Regions from separate parts of the Homo sapiens genome. Here region 1 is linked to region 2. Evidence: read pairs that join two places in POLR2A ChIA-PET (ENCODE). Cell type or tissue: PC-9. All regions are shown on one strand. Links, peaks and the distances in the headings refer to the core of each region. The heading gives the core; the rest is flanking DNA.

Region 1 (8,437 bases), core at 257-8,256, 430 kb after region 2:
ACCATGCTCAGCTAATTTTTGTATTTTTTTTAGTAGAGATGGGGTTTCACCACGTTGGCCAGGCTGGTCTCGATCTCCTGACCTCATGATGCACCCGCCTCAGCCTCCCAAAGTGCTGGGATTACAGGCATGAGCCACCACGCCCGGCCATGAATTCTTTTTCAAAATATAAAAGGTGAAAAAGAGCTGAGGTGGGAGGATCTCCTGAGGCCAGGAGTTCAAAACCAGCCTGGGCAACATAGTGAGACCCCCATCTCTACAAAAAAATTTAAAAAGTGAAAAAGAGTGGCCAGACGGGGTGGCTCACGCCACCCAGCACTTTGGGAGACCAAGGCGGGCAGATCACCTGAGGCCAGGGGTTTGAGACCAGCCTAGCCATCATGGTGAGACCCCGTCTCTGCTAAGAAAATGCAAAAATTAGCCAGGCACGGTGGCACATGCCTGTAGTCCCAGCTGCTTGGGAGGCTGAGGCAGGAGAATTGCTGGAGCCGGGAGGCAAAGGTTGCAGTGAGCCGAGAACAAGCCACTGCACTGCAGCCTGGTTGACAGAGTGGGACTGTCTCAAAAAAAAAAAAAAAAAGTGGGGGGGATCCTTCACATTGCATCAAATTCTCTCAGGTGTAACATGGCCAGGGCAGCAAGTATCTCAGAAGGTACACGAGGGCACCAAGAGGAGTATGGCATGTCCTAGATTCAAAGACCATGCACACTTTTTTTTTCTTTTCATTTCTTTTTTTTAGAGAGAGAAAGGGTATCCCTCTGTCACCCAGGCTGGAGTGCAGTGGCTTGCTCCCGGCTCACTGCAACCTCTGTATCCTGGTTTAAGCAATTCTCCTGCCTCAGCCTCCTGAGTAGTTGGGACTACAGGTGTGCGCCACCACACTCAGCTAGTTTTTTTGTATTTTTAGTAGACATGGGGTTTCATCATGTTGGTCAGGCTGGTCTCAAATTCCTGACCTCAAGTGATCTGCCCGCCTCGGCCTCCCAAAGTGCTGGGATTACAGGCATGAACCACCGCGCCCAGCCAGAAAAATATAAATCTTGTTAGAAAACATATCCCCTGTATTGTACAGGCATGATTTTCCTGGCTAGAGAAAAGTGTGCATGGTCAGCCGGGCACAGTAGCCCACACCTGTAATTCCAGCAGTTTGAGAGGCTGAGGTAGGAGGATTGCTTGGGCCCAGGTGTTCAAGACCAGCCTGGGCAACATAGTGAGACCCTGTCTCTATTAAAAAATACAAAAATTAGCCAGACATGGTGGCAGGTACCTGTGGTCCCAGTTACTTGGGAGGCTGAGGTTGGAGGATTGCTTCAGCCTGGAAAGTCAAGACTGCAGTGACCCACCACTGCACTCCAGCCTGGGGGACAGAGTGAGACCCTGTCTTTTTCTAAAAAAAGAAAAAAATGTGCATGGTCTTTGAATCCAGGGATGTGCCGTACTCCTCTTGGTACCCTTGTGTACCTTCTATGAGACATTTGCTACCCTGGCCCATGTACACGAGATAATTTTTTTTTTTTTTGAGATGGAGTTTCGCTCTTTTTGCCCAGGCTGGAGTGCAATGGTGTGTCCTCAGCTCACTGTAACCTCTGCCTCCCAGGTTCAAGTGATTCTCCCGCCTCAGCCTCTGGAGTATCTGGGATTACAGGCGCTCGCTACCACGCTCTGCGATTTTGTATTTTTAGTAGAGACGGGGTTTCACCATGTTGGCCAGGCTGGTCACGAACTCCTGACCTCAGATGATCTGCCCACCTCAGCCTCCCAAAGTGCTGGGATTACAGGCGTGAACCACCACACCCGGCCACCAGAGAGAATCTGATGCAACGTGAAGACCTCAGCCAGCAGGTAAGGAATCTGGGTTCCAGTCCTGACTAAACTACAACCTGTAGAGTCCTCTTGAAAAAGCCCCACACTGTTCTCAGGGTTAGGATGCAGAGCTGATGAGATGGACAGTGCCCTGCCCCTCCAAGCTTACACCAGGCAGAGCCAGCAGCATGGCCAAGGGCACGGCCGTGAGAAAGTCCTCACCCCAGGCTCTCCCTACTTTCTGGCCTGCCCTCCTCCATGACTGTCTAGTTGCTAAGTCTCTAGGGTTCAAGCTCCAGAGGGAATGAAAGGAAGACAAGACAGGCTATTTCCTCCAGGCCTCCACAAACTCTATGAGCCTTTAGTACTAAACGCTGGAGCTGGTAGTACTAAATGCTGGAGACTTTAGTACTAAACACTGGAGTGGAATCTGCCCAGAGAGCCATTGAGCAGTGGAAGCAGGAAGAAAGGCTGCGCGGGAAGGTCTGTTCTTCCAAGTCTCCACGGGCTGTATGAAAGGGGAGGCCGGATGGTAATTGTTCTTGCACGTAAGAGCATGGTTTTATTTTATCCTGAAAACACACACTCAGTGCCTTTCAGCTTTCTGTCTTTGTCTAAAACTTGCTTCTTTTCAAGGTCACAAGATCCTCTTCTTCTTCTTCTTCTTTTTTTTTTTTTAGACAGGGTTTCACTCTGTCACCAAGGGTGGAGTGTGGTGGCATGACTATAGCTCACTGTAGCCTCAACCTCCTGGGCTCAGGTGATCCTCCCACCTCAGCTTCCTGAGTAGTTGGGACCACAGGTGCAGGCCAAAACAGCTGGCTTTTTTTTCTTTTCCCCCCTCTTTGTAGTGACTGAGTCTCCTTATGTTGCCTAGGCTGGTCTGGAACTCCTGGGCTGAAGCAATCCTCCCTCCTTTGCCTCCCAAAGTGCTGGGATTACAGGCGTGAGCTCTTTTTTAAATGAAGTTGGTGTCTGTTCTGGGGCAGCACCGTTCATGATTGATTTTCATCCTGTTGTAGGAATTAGGTGATTTAGCACAGCTCTGAACTAACTAGATGTCCAAGTTTGATGCTTTAGTTTGGAATTCCCAGAAAAAGTTTCCCAAATGGAGATTCAGTGCAGAGGAGAGGGAAAATCGTGCATTGTGCACTCTGGAATCAGGCAGTTTTGAGTTCAAATCAGACTCTGACATATACTCAGTTATTAACCTGTTTCTTTCTTTCTTTTTGTTTTTTGGAGATGGAGTCTCACTCTGTCACCCAGGCTGGAGTGCAGTGGCATGACCTCGGCTCACTGCAGCCTCTGCCCACTGGGTTCAAGCAATTCTCCTGCCTCAGCCTCCCGAGTAGCTGGGATTACAAGTGTCTGCCACCATGCCCAGCTAATTTTTCTATTTTTTTTTTTTTTAGTAAAGACGAGGTTTCACCATCTCGGCCAGGCTGGTCTTGAACTCGTGACCTTGTGATCCACCCACCTTCGCTTCTCAAAGTGCTGGGATTACAGGCGTGAGCCACCACACCCGGCCCTGTTTTTTTTTTTTTTTTTTTTTTTTGAGACAGTTTCGCTCTTGTCACCCAGGCTGGAGTCCAGTGGCACAATGTCGGCTCACTGAAACCTCCGCCTTCTGGTTTCAAGTGATTCTCGTGCCTCAGCCTCCCGAGCAGCTGGGATTACAGGCGCCTGCCACCACACCCCGCTAATTTTTTTATTTTTAGTAGAGACAGGGTTTCACCACGTTGGCCAGGCTGGTCTCAGACTCCTGAACTCAAGTGATCCACCTTCCTCGGCCTCCCAAAGTGCTAGGATTACAGGCATGAGCCACTGTGACTGATTTTTTTTTTTTTTTTTTTTGATACGGAGTCTTGCTTTGTTGCCCAGGCTGGAATGCAGTGGCGAGATCTCGGCTCACCACAACCTCTGCCTCCCGGGTTCAAGCGATTCTCCTGCCTCAGCCTCCCGAGTAGCTGGGACTACAGCTGCGTGCCACCATGCCTGGCTAATTTTTGTAGTTTTAGTAGAGATGGGGTTTCACTATGTTAGCTAGGCTTGTCTCAAACTCCTGACCTCGTGATCCGCCCACCTCGGCTTCCCAAAGTGCTGGGATTATAGGCATGAGCCACCGCACCTGGCCATTAACCCGTTTATTGTTGTTGTTGTTTTTTAAGACGGAGCCTCACTCTGTCGCCCAGGCTGGAGTGCAGTGGTGTGATCTCGGCTCACTGCAACCTCTGCCCCCTGGGTTCAAGCGATTCTCCTGCCTCAGCCTCCCAAGTAGCTGGGATTACAGGCGCCCGCCACCACACCCGGCTAATTTTTATACTTTCAGTAGAGAGGGGGTTTCATCACGTTGGCCAGGCTGGTCTTGAACTCCCGACCTTGTAATCCACCTGCCTCGGCCTCCCAAAGTGCTGGGATTACAGGCGTGAGCCACCACGCCTGGCCTAACCCGTTTCTTAATCCATAAAATGGGAATAATATTAACATTCCCTTCACAGAATTGCCCTGAGGTTATAGAGATAAGGTGTGTAAGGAACCTAGCACACAGAAGGCTCTCAGTAAATAGCAGTTATTACTATCATTTTTATCATGTTTCTTATTCTCATGTCTCAAACGTGACCCTCCACCAAAAGTTCTTTTATAGCAGAGTATAAATAATGGAAAAAAATGATATATAGCTTTTTTGTTTCCCCTCCAGACAGTGTCTCACTGTCACCCAGGCTGCAATGCAGTGGCGTGATCATAGCTCACTGCAGCCTCAAGCCTCTGGGCTCACGCTATCCTCCCGCCTTGGCCTCCCAGTGCTGGGATCACAGGCGCGCGCCACCACGCGGGGTCCAGCCTCTCTTCTGAGTGCTGCACATGCATTAATTCATGGAATCCTTACAGCAACCCCTTGCAAGGAAGAAAGCTGTGACTCAGAGAGGTTGAATAACTTGTCCGAGGAGCTCAGCCATGAGGCGGATCGGGGATGGAAACCCAGGCCGTGGGCCCTGCGCGGTTACAGGCATTCAATCCTCCAAATGTCCCCAGAGTGACTAGCGGCCATCATTCGGCCCTTCTCAGGAGGAAAGCGAGCGAACACCTCACGCGGCGACGGCCTCCCGGAGCTGAAGGGGTTATTCCCACTGAGACGCGGTCGCCTCCGCTCCTAGAGAGGCCCACGGAGGGCGCCGCACTTCCGGCCTGGGTCCAGCTTTGGCTCCGGCTCCCGCTCCTGACCTGCTGCTTCCCGGGCTGGCGTCCGGGCCGGCGTCCGGGCCCAGGCGACCGGGGCCTCCGAGCTCAGAGGCAGTGCCGAGGACCGAAGGAGGGGAAGGGATTCCCCAAAGGCATCCCTGACTCCCGAATTCCAGCAAGGGAGAATCAGGCGCTGGGGAGGCAAGGAGAGGGCCGCGGCTCTCCTCGGGGGCCGCGGGGCGCGACTCTTCCAGGACCTCGGCTGCTTTTCCCAGTAAAGCCCAGGCGGCCCGAGGCTGGCCGAGGGAGCGACCCTCTCCTGCCTCTTCTGGAAGGGCCGCTTCCCCGCCCTGCTGTAGACCCCGAGCTCCCTGGGGGAAGGACCCGCTCCTTCCATCCTCCACCCTCCCGAGCACCAGCCTGGGAAGGAGGGGATCCCAGTTCCTCCTTAGAGGCGACTCCTTTATCAAGTCTGATTTAGACATGGGCTCGTCCAAGGTCGTTCAGCAGCGAGTAGCGGAGCTGGGGCTGCACCGAGGAGCTCAGGCCCCACTCCGTGTTGCGGTCAAGACCAGATTTTGGGGTCAGCTTCTCAAACTCAGCACTACCAGCACCAAACTAAACTACCTGGCCCCTCCTCCCGAGAGAGGGTTCATTCTCAATCAAATCGGAACCTCAGTTTTTCTCTCCTGCTTTCCGTCCGCTTCCCTCGTCCTCCCTTGACCATACTTTTATGCTTCATCTTTTCCATCCAACCCGTCTTTCCAGCCCTCCCTCAGCCGTACTGCCGCAAACCTGTGTCGTTGCAACAACCTGCAACCTTGCCTGCCTCTCCCTTTTATTTCACGTGAAACTCCACTACAAGGAGTCCCCAAATCCTTGCCTCAGGCCACCCCTCGTTCCAAAAATACCTTTTAGTGATTTACTCACTGCCTGTGAGTTCAAGTCAAAACTCAGCTTGGCATTCAAGACGATTTGAAACCTGGCTCAAGCCCACCTCTCAAGAGGATTTGAAACCTGGCTCAAGCCTACCTCTCTAACCTGATCTATCTTGGTTCCCTAAGTAGAGGTCACAGATTGGCAGATGCAACTGGGAAATGTGTTTCAACTGGCAAAGAGTGTTTCTTTTCTTTTTCTTTTTCTTTTTTTTATTGGAGCCAATGGCCAGGCGCGATGGCTAAAGCCTGTTATCCCAGCACTTTGGGAGGCTGAGGCAGGCGGATCACTTGAGGTCAGGAGCTCGAGACCAGCCTGGCCAAATGACGAAACTTCATCTCTACTAAAAATACAAAAATTAGCTGGGCATGGTGGCTTATGCCTGTAATTCTAGCACTTTGGGAGGCCGAGGCGGGGGGATCACGAGGTCAGGAGATCGAGACCATCCTGGCTAACACGGTGAAACCTCGTCTCTACTGAAAATACAAAAAAATTAGTCGGGCGTAGTGGCGGGCGCCTGTAGTCCCAGCTACTCCGGAGGCTGAGGCAGGAGAATGGCGTGAACCCGGGAGGCGGAGCTTGCAGTGAGCCGAGATCGCTCCAGCCTCGGCGACAGAGCAAGACTCCGTCTCAATTAAAAAAAAAAAAAAATACAACTTCAAACTCTTGAAGTTATATTGGGAGAAGTAGTTTCCCAAAGAAAGGACAGAGAGGGAAATTGATAGGCATCAAAGGCATCAAGCACCTAGTGTGTGCCAGAGAACGACAGATGCTTTCACATTTTTTTCTTTTTCTTTTTTCTTTTCTTTTCTTTCTTTCTTTCTTTTTTTTTTTTTAGAGATAGGGCCTCATTCTTTCCCCCAGGCTGGAATGCAGTGGTGTGATCATAGCTTACTGTAGCCTCAAACTCCTGGGCTCAAGCAATCTTCTGCCTCAGCCTCCCAAGTAGCTAGGACCATGGACACATGCCACCACATCTGGGTTTTTGTTTTGTTTTTGAGACAGAGTCTCGCTCTGTCACCCAGGCTGGAGTACAGTGGCGCCATCTCCACTCACTGCACGCTCCGCCTCCCGGGTTCACACCATTCTCCTGCCTCAGCCTCCCGAGTAGCTGGGACTACAGGCGCCCGCCACCGCGCCCGGCTAATTTTTTTGTATTTTTTTAGTAGAGACGGGGTTTCACCGTGTTAGCCAGGATGGTCTCTATCTCCTGAGCTCGTGATCCACCCACCTCGGCCTCCCAAAGTGCTGGGATTACAGGCATGAGCCCCACGCCCGGCCTGGTTTTTGTTTTTTTTTGTTTGTTTTGTTTTGTTTTTTTTAATTAATTTTTTGGCTGGGCCGGGTTGCTGAAGCCTGTAATCCCAGCACTTTGAGAGGCTGAGGTGGGTGGATAGCTTGAGGTCAGGAGTTCGAGACCAGCCTGGCCAACATGGTGAAACCCCGTCTCTACTAAAAATACAAAAAAATTAGCCAGGTTGGGTGGCACATGCCTGTAGTCCCAGCTACTCAGGAGGCTAAGGCAGGAGAATCGCTTGAATCCAGGACGTAGAGGTTGCAGTGAGCTAAGATCGCACCACTGCACTCCAGCCTGGGCAACAGAGTGAGACCCTGTCTCAAAAAAAATTAATTAATTAATTTTTTGTAGAGACAGGGTCTCGCTCTGTTACCCAGGCTGGTCTCAAACTCCTGACTTCAAGTGATCTTCCCACCTCAGCCTCCCAAAGTCCTGGGATTACAGGCATGAGCTGCAGTTCCCAGCCACTTTCACATTTTATCTTACTGAATCCTTACACATAGGAAAGTGTTGTCATCATATTTTACAGAAGAGGGAAGTGAAGCTTAAAATGCTATGTAATTTTGCACTTTTTTTTTTTTTTTTTTTTTAGACAGAGTTTCTCTGTTGTTGCCCAGGCTGGAGTGCAGCGGCGCGATGTTGGCTCAATGCAACCTCTGCCTCCCGGGTTCAGGCAATTCTCCTGCCTCAGCCTCCTGAGTAGCTGGGATTACAGATGCCCACCACCTCGCCTGGCTAATTTTTTGTATTTTTAGTAGAGACGGGGTTTCGCCATGTTGGGCAGGCTGGTCTCGAACTCCTGACCTCAGGTGATCCGCCTGCCTCGGCCTCCCAAAGGGCTGGGATTACAGGCGTGAGCCACTGCGCCCAGCCAGTTTTGCAAAATTTAAAATGACACTGAGCTTGGATCAGAAGGCAGTCCTGGTAGTCAGAGAGTTGTCTAGCATTCACCCTGTCTTCTGTGTCTCCATGAAATAAGCCAGTCAAAGAAACTGTTAATGTATGAGTTGTGGGTCCATGGCCCTAGTCTCTCACTGTCCAAGCGTCATTCTAGATGTTCTCTCCTTGTACCCAGAGTTATTTTAGATGTGTCCACACAAGTGAAAAATTGGCCTCTTTATCTCCCTTGCCTCCCAGCCATAAATCTGTCAGGTTTACAAAATTATTTTAAGACTTTCCAGGCTGGGCGTGGTGGCTCATGCCCGTAATCCCAGCACTTT
Region 2 (8,437 bases), core at 296-8,295:
CCAGGCTGGTCCTGAACTCCTGGCCTCAAGCAATCCTCCTGCCTCAGCTTCCCAAAGTGCTGGGATTACAGGTGTGAACCACTGCACCCAGACGTTTACTGGGTTTAAATCTGAGCCCACCCCACTCAGGGGTACAGGATCTGGTTCATTTATCTCCCAGAATGATGCCTTGGGTTGCGTCCCCTCTAAACTCTGGCACATTCCAGCCCCTCTTTGGGAGAAAGAACATCTCTTCTTGCCCAGGCCCTAGTGAGACATGCATCGCAAGACATGCTCCCCCCTTCCTCCCCGCTGGGCTCCAGCTGCTGCCAGCCCTCCAAGAAAGGAGAGGCCCTGAGTTGGGCTATTTTGGTATCTGGGGTGGGCACCCGCAGGGCTAAGGTTACCTTGGTATGTTAAGGGCTCCCTGGGGCAGGACTATATAACCCCAGAGGGACTGCCCCATGCTGACTCCTTGCTTCTTTCCAGCCGGAGCCGCTGCCTTGCCCCCCGGAGACTGAAGACATGGTGAGTGAGAATCCTCCAACCCCTGCCCAGATCCCTTAGACCTCAGGGCAGCCTCACCCTTTGAAAGAAAGTAGCTGGTTCCCAGTCCAACAAAAAGTTAAAAGGATGCTCATCTCTTTCTCGGCATCACTGATGGAAAACAGACTGTGTGATGGCCTAAAGGATCCAATCAATGATAATCCGCCCAGACATTCAACTCACAGGGGCCCAGTCCCTCTCAAAGCCTGATCCATTCATTCCTGTACTCCATCTTCCTAAGGCCCTCTGGCACCAGCCAGGCAATAACTCCCATCCCATTTTACAAATGAGAAAGTAGAGGCTCAGGCCAGGTGCTGTGGTTCACGCCTGTAATCCCAGCACTTTGGGAGGCCAAGGTGGTTGGATCACTTGAAGCCAGGAGTTCGAGACCAGCCTGGCCAACAGGCGAAACCCCGTCTCTACTAAAAATACAAAAATTAACTGGGCGTGGTGGTGCATGCCTGTAATCCCAGCTACTACGGAGGCTGGGGCATAAGAATCGCTTGAACCCGGGAGGCAGAGGTTGCGGTAAGCCGAGATCGCAGCACCGCACTCCAGCCTGGGTGACAGAGCAAGACTCTGTCTCAAAAAAAAAAAAAAAAAGAAAAGAAAAGTAGAGGCTCAAACAGGGCAAATGAGTGGCTGGGGTCACACAGCAAGTCTGAGGCTCAGAGGAGCTAGGCTCAGGACACTGAGAAGATAAGGAAGCTTCCACCCATTGTGGGGGATGGAGAGTTGGAGACCCAGGAGCCACAGACGGGAATTTGGGGAATGCAATCAAAGCAAGCCCCCTCAGCAAAGAGGTCCCAAGGAAGGGGAGACTCAGGCCAAAGGGCTGCTTTAGGAACAGGGACTCGAAGAATTCTGACTCTTAATCCATTGCCCCCAGAGAGGTGGAGGGACTGGTCCATGGGCCCCTTTGTTCAACCCTCACCCTCCAGGCACCCAAGAGGGCCAAGAGAAGGACAGTAGAGGGCGGAAGCTCCAGCGTCTTCTCCATGTTCGACCAGACTCAGATCCAGGAGTTCAAAGAGGTGGGTGAGGGGACGGGGAAACTGGAAGGCTGACCAAAAGCAGCCCTGCTGGCCCTCTCCCTGGAATGTGCACCTGCTTGAAGGAGGGGAAAGGTTTAGAATTCCTTCCTCCCCTCTCTGCTTGGGGTGGAAGAGGACAGTTGGCTGAGAGCCAGCATCTGATCCTCCTGGGGTAGGGATGCTGAGGCTGGGCCATGGGGGACCTAACCCTCCCCACCACGGCCCTCCCCAGGCCTTCACTGTGATCGACCAGAACCGTGATGGTATTATAGACAAGGAGGACCTTCGGGACACCTTCGCAGCCATGGGTGAGCCCCCTACCCCCAGGTGGGAATATTCAAGGCTGCAGAGTCTAGGAAATTCAGTGGCCTTGGGTTCCAGCCCTGTCAGCTCCACCTTGGGCCTCAGTCTACCCAGCTGAAAAATGAATGGGATCAGCTGAATTAGTGGGAAGCGCAGGCCCGGCCCCAGGAGCCTGCTCCAGCCCATGCTTCCCCCAACCCCCTCCAGGCCGCCTCAATGTGAAGAATGAGGAGTTGGATGCCATGATGAAGGAAGCCAGCGGTCCCATCAACTTCACCGTCTTCCTGACCATGTTCGGGGAGAAGCTCAAGGGTGAGTGGAGTGTCCTGGGTCCAAGGCCCCGGCTGCCTTTTCCCAGACCCTTCAGGGACCCATCAGCTTCATGTGCCCTCTGACCCCCACAGGTGCCGACCCTGAGGATGTGATCACCGGAGCCTTCAAGGTCTTGGACCCTGAGGGAAAGGGCACCATCAAGAAGAAGTTGTAAGCATCGGCTCCCCCACCCTTCCGACCCTTCCCCCACTCCACCAGCTGCTCCCACACTGACAGCCTCCTTAAATTTCTACCAAGGCTGGGCCCTGTGGCTCAGGCCTATAATCCCAGTGCTTTGGGAGGCAGAGGCAGGAGGATTTACTTGAGGACAGGAGTTTGAGATCAGCCTGGATAACACAGCATGACCCTGTTTCTAAAAACTTAACTAAAAAATTCGTGGGCTGGCCGGGCACAGTGGCTCATGCCTGTAATCCCAGCACTTTGGGAGGCCAAGGCGGGCGGATCATGTGAGGTCAGGAGTCCAAGAACAGCCTGGCCAACACGGTGAAACCCCGTCTCTACTAAAAATACAAAAATTAGCTGGGCGTGGTGGCGGGCGCCTGTAGTCCCAGCTACTAGGGAGACTGGGACATGAGAATCGCTTGAACCCTGGAGTCGGAGGTTGCAGTGAGCCAAGATCACGCCACTGCCCTCCAACCTGGGCGACAATAGCAAAACTCCGTCTCCAAAAAAAAGAAAAAAAAAAATTCGCGGGAGTGGTGGCAAACACCTATAGTCCCAGCTACTCCGGAGGCTGAGGCAGGAAGATCCCTTGAGCCCAAGAGTTCCAGGTTGCAGTGAGCCGTGATCAAACCACTGCATTCCAGCCTGGGCGACAGGGTGAGACCCTGTCTCAAAACAAACAAAAACCCAAAAATTCCTACGAAGGGTTAGGCACTGCCAGAGGTAAGGGAGTAGTTAAGATTGTGGTAATGGGCGGTAAGATTGCATTTTCACAGCAAATGTGGGCGGAGAGGGCAAAAGCGAGTGTCTGGGAGGCCAATGAAGGAAGTAGAGTGACCTGGGTTTTCAGGGGAGGCTGGGGCTGGCATCGGGGATGAGGTGCGAGGGAGTGGAAAGGAACCAGGAACCCAATCGCAACTCCCCTTGTGTCACCTCTCTCCAGCCTGGAGGAGCTGCTGACCACGCAGTGTGACCGCTTCTCCCAGGAGGAGGTGAGTGGGGACCGGGGCGGGGCCGGAGCAGCAAAGGGGCTGGGGCCGGGGAGACTAAGGGCCTGTGCGAGACGCCCCTACGTCTTTCCCCAGATCAAGAACATGTGGGCGGCCTTCCCCCCCGACGTGGGCGGCAACGTCGACTACAAAAACATCTGCTACGTCATCACGCACGGCGACGCCAAGGACCAGGAGTAGGGGCACCCGCGGGCCTCCGCTGCCCGACGCTTCTGTTCGGCCCGACCTCCACCCCGGCTCCCAATAAAATTTAACTGATCTTTGTTTCTTATGGGCGGCGCCTTCAGAGTGTCTGCGCGAGGGCCTCAGGTGGGAGCGCCCCACAAATGAATGGATGCGGCCTGGAGGCCTGCGGGGGTCGGCCCCACAATCTACGCCCGCCGCCTTTTTCCGCAAGGAAGGAGAAGGCTCGCGTGGCCGCGGGAAGCTCAGTTTTTATTGAAGACAGAGTCTGGGAGAAGAAGGGGGACTCCGGAAGACAGTGATGCGGTCGGAGATTGTGCAGGCCCCGGGCCGGGAAGTGGGCGGTGTCTGGGTGGGCGGGACCAGCGCCGGGGCGGGGCTACGGACTCAGGCTGGGAGAACCTCCCCCTAGCCCGCGCGAGGGCGGCACCCGCGGAGGTCCCGGGGGGCGCTGGGCAGTGTGGGGCGCGGGGATTGGACAAGAGGCCGACTGAAGGCGGAGCCGAGGTAAGGCCGGGCGGGGCGTGGCCTCAGAGGGCGTCTGACTGCTCGCCCTGGGCCTGGCTCTGCTGCATTTGGGCCTGCATCTTCTCCAGCATCTCTTGCATGCGGCGCAGCTGTGCAGGGCGAGATTGCAGGCGGTGACCTGGCGAAGCCAGAGGGGGACCTGGGGCATCGGTCGGGGGGAAGCGAGGTGCGTGCTCACCTCTTCGTCTTTCTCGCGGATCAGCTTCTCGGTGTCCGCCAGAGGCAGCATGGGCAGCGGGATCTCTGTGGCGCTCTGGCGGGAAAGCTTACTGCGGGACAGTGGGAAGGGGACAGGAATCAGGAGCGGGACCTGAGGTTGTGGGTGAGGCCCAGGAGGCAGGGCCTGGGGCGAGGTTGGGGTCTAGGAGGCGGAGCCAGTTCCTTGAGGTTAGGGCCGGAGGCAAAGCGGGTGGGGAGAGAGGGGGAGAGAGGGAGAGACGGAGAGAGGGAGGGAGGGAGGGAGGGAGGGAGAGAGAAGTCTGAGTGGTGAAGGCGGAGTCACGGGTGGTGGGGACGAGTCCTCAGGGCGGGGTCATGGGTGAGGCGGGACCTTGGAGGCTCTGATACTGTCCGCCCCGGGTCTCACCTGCGGCTGGCTCGATCGCGAGCCCCAGGCCGGGCCAGGCTCTGTAGGCAGCGGGCCCGGTAGCCCTCGTAGAGCAGATCGTGCGTCACCTCTTTCAGGTCCTGCAGGTGTGTCTGCACCAGCATCCGTCGCAGGTTCAGGAAATCGCAGTGATGTGGGTTCTCCACTGGAGGGGGGGCGGCGCGGACCAGCGAACGTCAGGGAGTTTCGGGTCCAACCCACCCGTAAGGGTCGGGTCTACAGGAAAGTCCTGCTGCCACTCTAGCGGAGGGTCCGCGGTCTGCAGCCCAGCGACCCCCCTTTCCTCCTAGGATCCCCTGGGACCAAAGCCCACCCCAACTTCACATGTTGAGTGCGCCTGACCCAGAGGCCCCGGGCTCCCTGCTGGCCTTAGGACCCCTGCCTGGCCTCACTCACCCTCCACGGTCCCCCAGGAGTAGCGGCGTCCCCTCACCGGCCGGTTCCCGCCATCCCTCACCACCTCGCATGATCCCACGACTGCAAAAGGGATGCTTTCCTGGAGGGCAGGGGGCAGGGGTTCACCATTGGCTCACACGGCAGAAACTTTCTCTTTCCCAGCTTCAATCTCCACACCCGCCTCCTCTGCTTCCTGCCCCTTCCTCTTTTTTTTTTTTTTTTTTTTTTTTTTGAGACAGGGTCTCACTCCATTGCCCAGGCTGGAGTGTTCAAGTGATTCTCCTGCCTCAGCCTCCCGAGTAGCTGGAATTACAGGCGCCCACCATCACACCTGGCAAATTTGTGTATTTTTAGTAGAGGTGGGGTCTCGCCATGTTGCCCAGGCTGGTCTGGAACTCCTGACCTCAGGGGATCCTCCCGTCTCAGCCTCCCAAAGTGCTGGGATTACAGACGTGAGCCACCGTGCCCGGCCTGCCTTCCTTCTTTGTTTCCCACACCTTCATCTCTGCATCCTGCCTCTTGAAGTCTTCATCTTCATCAGAGTCACATTCGGGGAACTGGTAGATGTGGATCTCCTCTTCCTTCAACTGATCCCGGATCTCAGGGGAAACAGATATAGAGACAGTGTGAAACGGGCCACAATGACAGACATTTCATGACCAGAGACAGTGAGACACAGAGATACTGGGTGGTCAGAGACAGAGAGAAAGACATGAAAGACAGAGATGGGGAGAGATGGACATACAGGAAGACAAAAACAAAATCTCAGAGACATAGATGGTGAGAAACACAAGATTCTAAGATGGGGCAGACATTAAGAGACCAGGAGAAGCCTGGGCAATATAGCTAGATCCCATCTCTACAACAAATATACACATATATTTTGAAACAAGGTTTCACTCTATCACCCAGGCTGGAGTCCAGTGGCTCCATCTTGGTTCACTGCAGCCTCAACCTCTCAGGCTCAGGTGATCCTCCCATCTCAGCCTCCTGAGTAACTGGGACTACAAGTGCACACCACCACACCTGGCTGGTTTTTGTACTTTTTGTAGAGATGGGGTTTTACCATGTTGCCGTGGCTTGTCTTAAACTCTTCAGCTCAAGCAGTCCACTGACCTCAGCCTCCCAAAGTGCTGGGATTAACAGGTGTCTGCCACCAAGCCCAGCCAAAAAAATATTTTTTAAGTTAGCCAGGCATGGTGGTGTTCATCTATAGTCCCTGCTACTCAAGAGGCTGAGGCAGGAGGATCACTTGCGCCTACAAGTTCGAGGCTGCAGTGAGCTCTGATCTTGCCACTGTACTGCAGCCTGGGCCACAGAGTGAGACTCTATCTAAAAAAAAAAAGAGAGAGAAAGAGAGGCCGAGAGAGATATAAGCAGAAACAGTGGGAAAGGGCTCTGAAGACACGGGGTGGGGGCCAGAGGGAAGTCACTATGTTCTCATGTCTATGCTCCTGCCCTCAAATAGGCCTCAGCCAGGCATCTAGCCCGGGGGCTGCATATGTAGCCTATTTTGAGCCTTCAGAGACATGGCTATGCTGGCGGCTTACCACCCGCCTTCCTCAGAAGCTTCTCCTACAATCTAGCCTGATGCACCATGCTCCAGAAAGGCCACTTCAAGATCAAAGAAGTCTAAGCTGAAATCAGGTTTGGCTTCACATGGGGTCAAAGGTCAGAGGTCATCACTCACACCTTCTGCTTGAGGGCCTGGGTTTCCTGGGGCATCAGAGCATCCGCTTTGCCAATGACTGGGATGATGTTGACTTTCTCGTGTACTGCCCGGAGGAAGGCCACATCTAGGGGCCGGAGCCTGCACCCAGGGATTGGTCATTGCCCAGCCTCAGGGGGCAGAGACCCCCCAGCCCTCCCTAAATGCGCCAGCCCCCAGGATCCCCCCACCAGACCCCCGGCCGAAGGGTGAGATGAAGTAGAGGCAGCAGTGGACTCGGGAGTCCTGGATGTTCTTCCGGTTCAGGCCACTCTCATCCCTAAGGTACTGCTCAAATTGCTCCTCGATGAATTTCACCACCGGAAGCCAGCTGGGTGTGGGGAGAGGATGTGAGGTCAGAGATCAAAGGCCAGAGGGCAGGGGGCAAGGCTAGCCAGGACTGTGGGAGTAGAATGTCATTTCTTTGGCTCCCTCCAAAGACATTAAGGGGAACTGGTGGGGGCCTAGGTGAGTCATCAAGAAGCACAGGGACCCAGTGGCCCTCTGAAACAGACACCACCTTTTGAGATAGGGAGCCAGCACAAACCAGTCCTGTAACTCTCCAGGGAGTCGCCACTGTGAAAGGCTGAGCCTCTGTCCCCTTTCCTCTTCCTCACCAGTCAGAGCAGTCCACTGAGTCCCCAAAGCCAGGTGTGTCCACAAGGGTCAGCTTCACTTTCACACCCCCTTCCTCAATCTCTACGCCCCGGCGCTCAATGGCCAGGGTCTGTGTCAAGCGAGCTGTGGGATGGGGGAGAGGTCAGGGATCCGGGGAGGCTCTGAGGCAGAATTAATTTCCTTTGTCAATATCACAGTTGCCTGCACCCATTTCCCAGGGGAGGAAAGTCTCAGAAAAAAAGCAGTCAACTACCTGAGTCCCCAGATGGAAAAGACTAGGGTGTAACCTGGGGACAGGGGCTACTGCCTCAAGAGGGTGGGGAGGGTCTTACCACTGGCCTCTGGCACCTGGCGATCCTCATAGAGGTTGGTGAGGAAGAGGCTGTTGATGAGGGTGGATTTCCCTAGGCCTGACTCCCCTGTGGACAGAACAGGCCCAACTGGTCAGGGGAGGGGACAGCCAGGGCCTCCTAAGGACATCCCCTCCGCAGTTCCCTCTCCAAAACCCCCAGACCTGCCACCATTAGCGTGAAGTCAAACCCCTTCTTGACAGACTTGCGGTGCAGCTGGTTGGGGAGGGCAGCAAAACCCACGTACTCCTTGTCCTATGGATGGGGGTGGACAATATGAGGCTGCTGGCAATGGCAGGCAGGGTCCCCAGGATCACTTGAGTTCCTGGGCTAGGAAGAGTCAGTGGGGTCTGGGGACCCCAGGCATGGGGGCTGGGGGCCGAGATGCCCAGGTTTCTGGGTGTAAGGACTCACCATGACTCCGCCAGCCATCACTGCACCTGCCGTCTCTCCCCACTTCCTCTGGTGGGGCAGGAAGCTGAGTGCGGCTAACAAGGGGGCGGGCAGAAGAGGCAGCTGAGATGCTCAAACTGGCCCAGTCCCAGAGAGGTGGGGAAGGCCAAGGCCAAGAACACTTGGGGTTGCCACCTCCTGGACCCCTTTGCCCATCACCTGTCTACGTACCTTCAACCCTCCATCCTTCACACATCTGGATTCCAAGTCCCACTGTAGCTCCATCA

What was found. Peaks named below come from ENCODE experiments on the same cell type or tissue, not always from the same donor. Only the 100,000 strongest peaks of a DNase experiment are listed, where the experiment ranks them.
Region 1: POLR2A ChIA-PET joins it to region 2 with 19 read pairs; 3 of 35 experiments call an interaction of 5 or more read pairs at or near these places.

What each region holds. Positions count from the first base shown.
Region 1 is chr16:30,800,628-30,809,064 of GRCh38, forward strand. LOC124903679 (a long non-coding RNA gene) reads left to right here and starts at 1,733. Exons shown (of 2, transcript XR_007065052.1): 1 at 1,733-1,843. RefSeq lists silencers at 4,821-4,880, 5,021-5,110. In PC-9, for the core only: CTCF peaks have their summits at 5,234 and 5,449; DNase peaks (open chromatin) are centred at 4,944 and 5,794; H3K4me3 peaks cover 2,358 bases; H3K27ac peaks cover 1,909 bases.
Region 2 is chr16:30,374,354-30,382,790 of GRCh38, forward strand. It overlaps MYL11 (myosin light chain 11), which reads left to right and starts at 449. Exons shown (of 7, transcript NM_013292.5): 1 at 449-507; 2 at 1,467-1,559; 3 at 1,792-1,867; 4 at 2,070-2,174; 5 at 2,267-2,345; 6 at 3,301-3,349; 7 at 3,443-3,638. The coding sequence starts at 505. The coding sequence ends at 3,547. SEPTIN1 (septin 1) reads right to left here and starts at 8,208. Exons shown (of 11, transcript NM_001365977.2): 1 at 8,172-8,208; 2 at 7,922-8,012; 3 at 7,740-7,826; 4 at 7,407-7,530; 5 at 6,986-7,120; 6 at 6,774-6,891; 7 at 5,579-5,680; 8 at 5,082-5,181; 9 at 4,665-4,830; 10 at 4,257-4,347; 11 at 3,782-4,167. The coding sequence starts at 8,189. The coding sequence ends at 4,081. It also overlaps a transcript of ZNF48 not described here. RefSeq lists enhancers at 3,355-3,649, 3,498-3,837, 4,228-4,287, 4,459-5,016, 5,017-5,574 and silencers at 3,818-4,157, 4,428-4,537. In PC-9, for the core only: a CTCF peak has its summit at 4,174; DNase peaks (open chromatin) are centred at 3,508, 4,088 and 4,658; H3K4me3 peaks cover 2,739 bases; H3K27ac peaks cover 2,904 bases.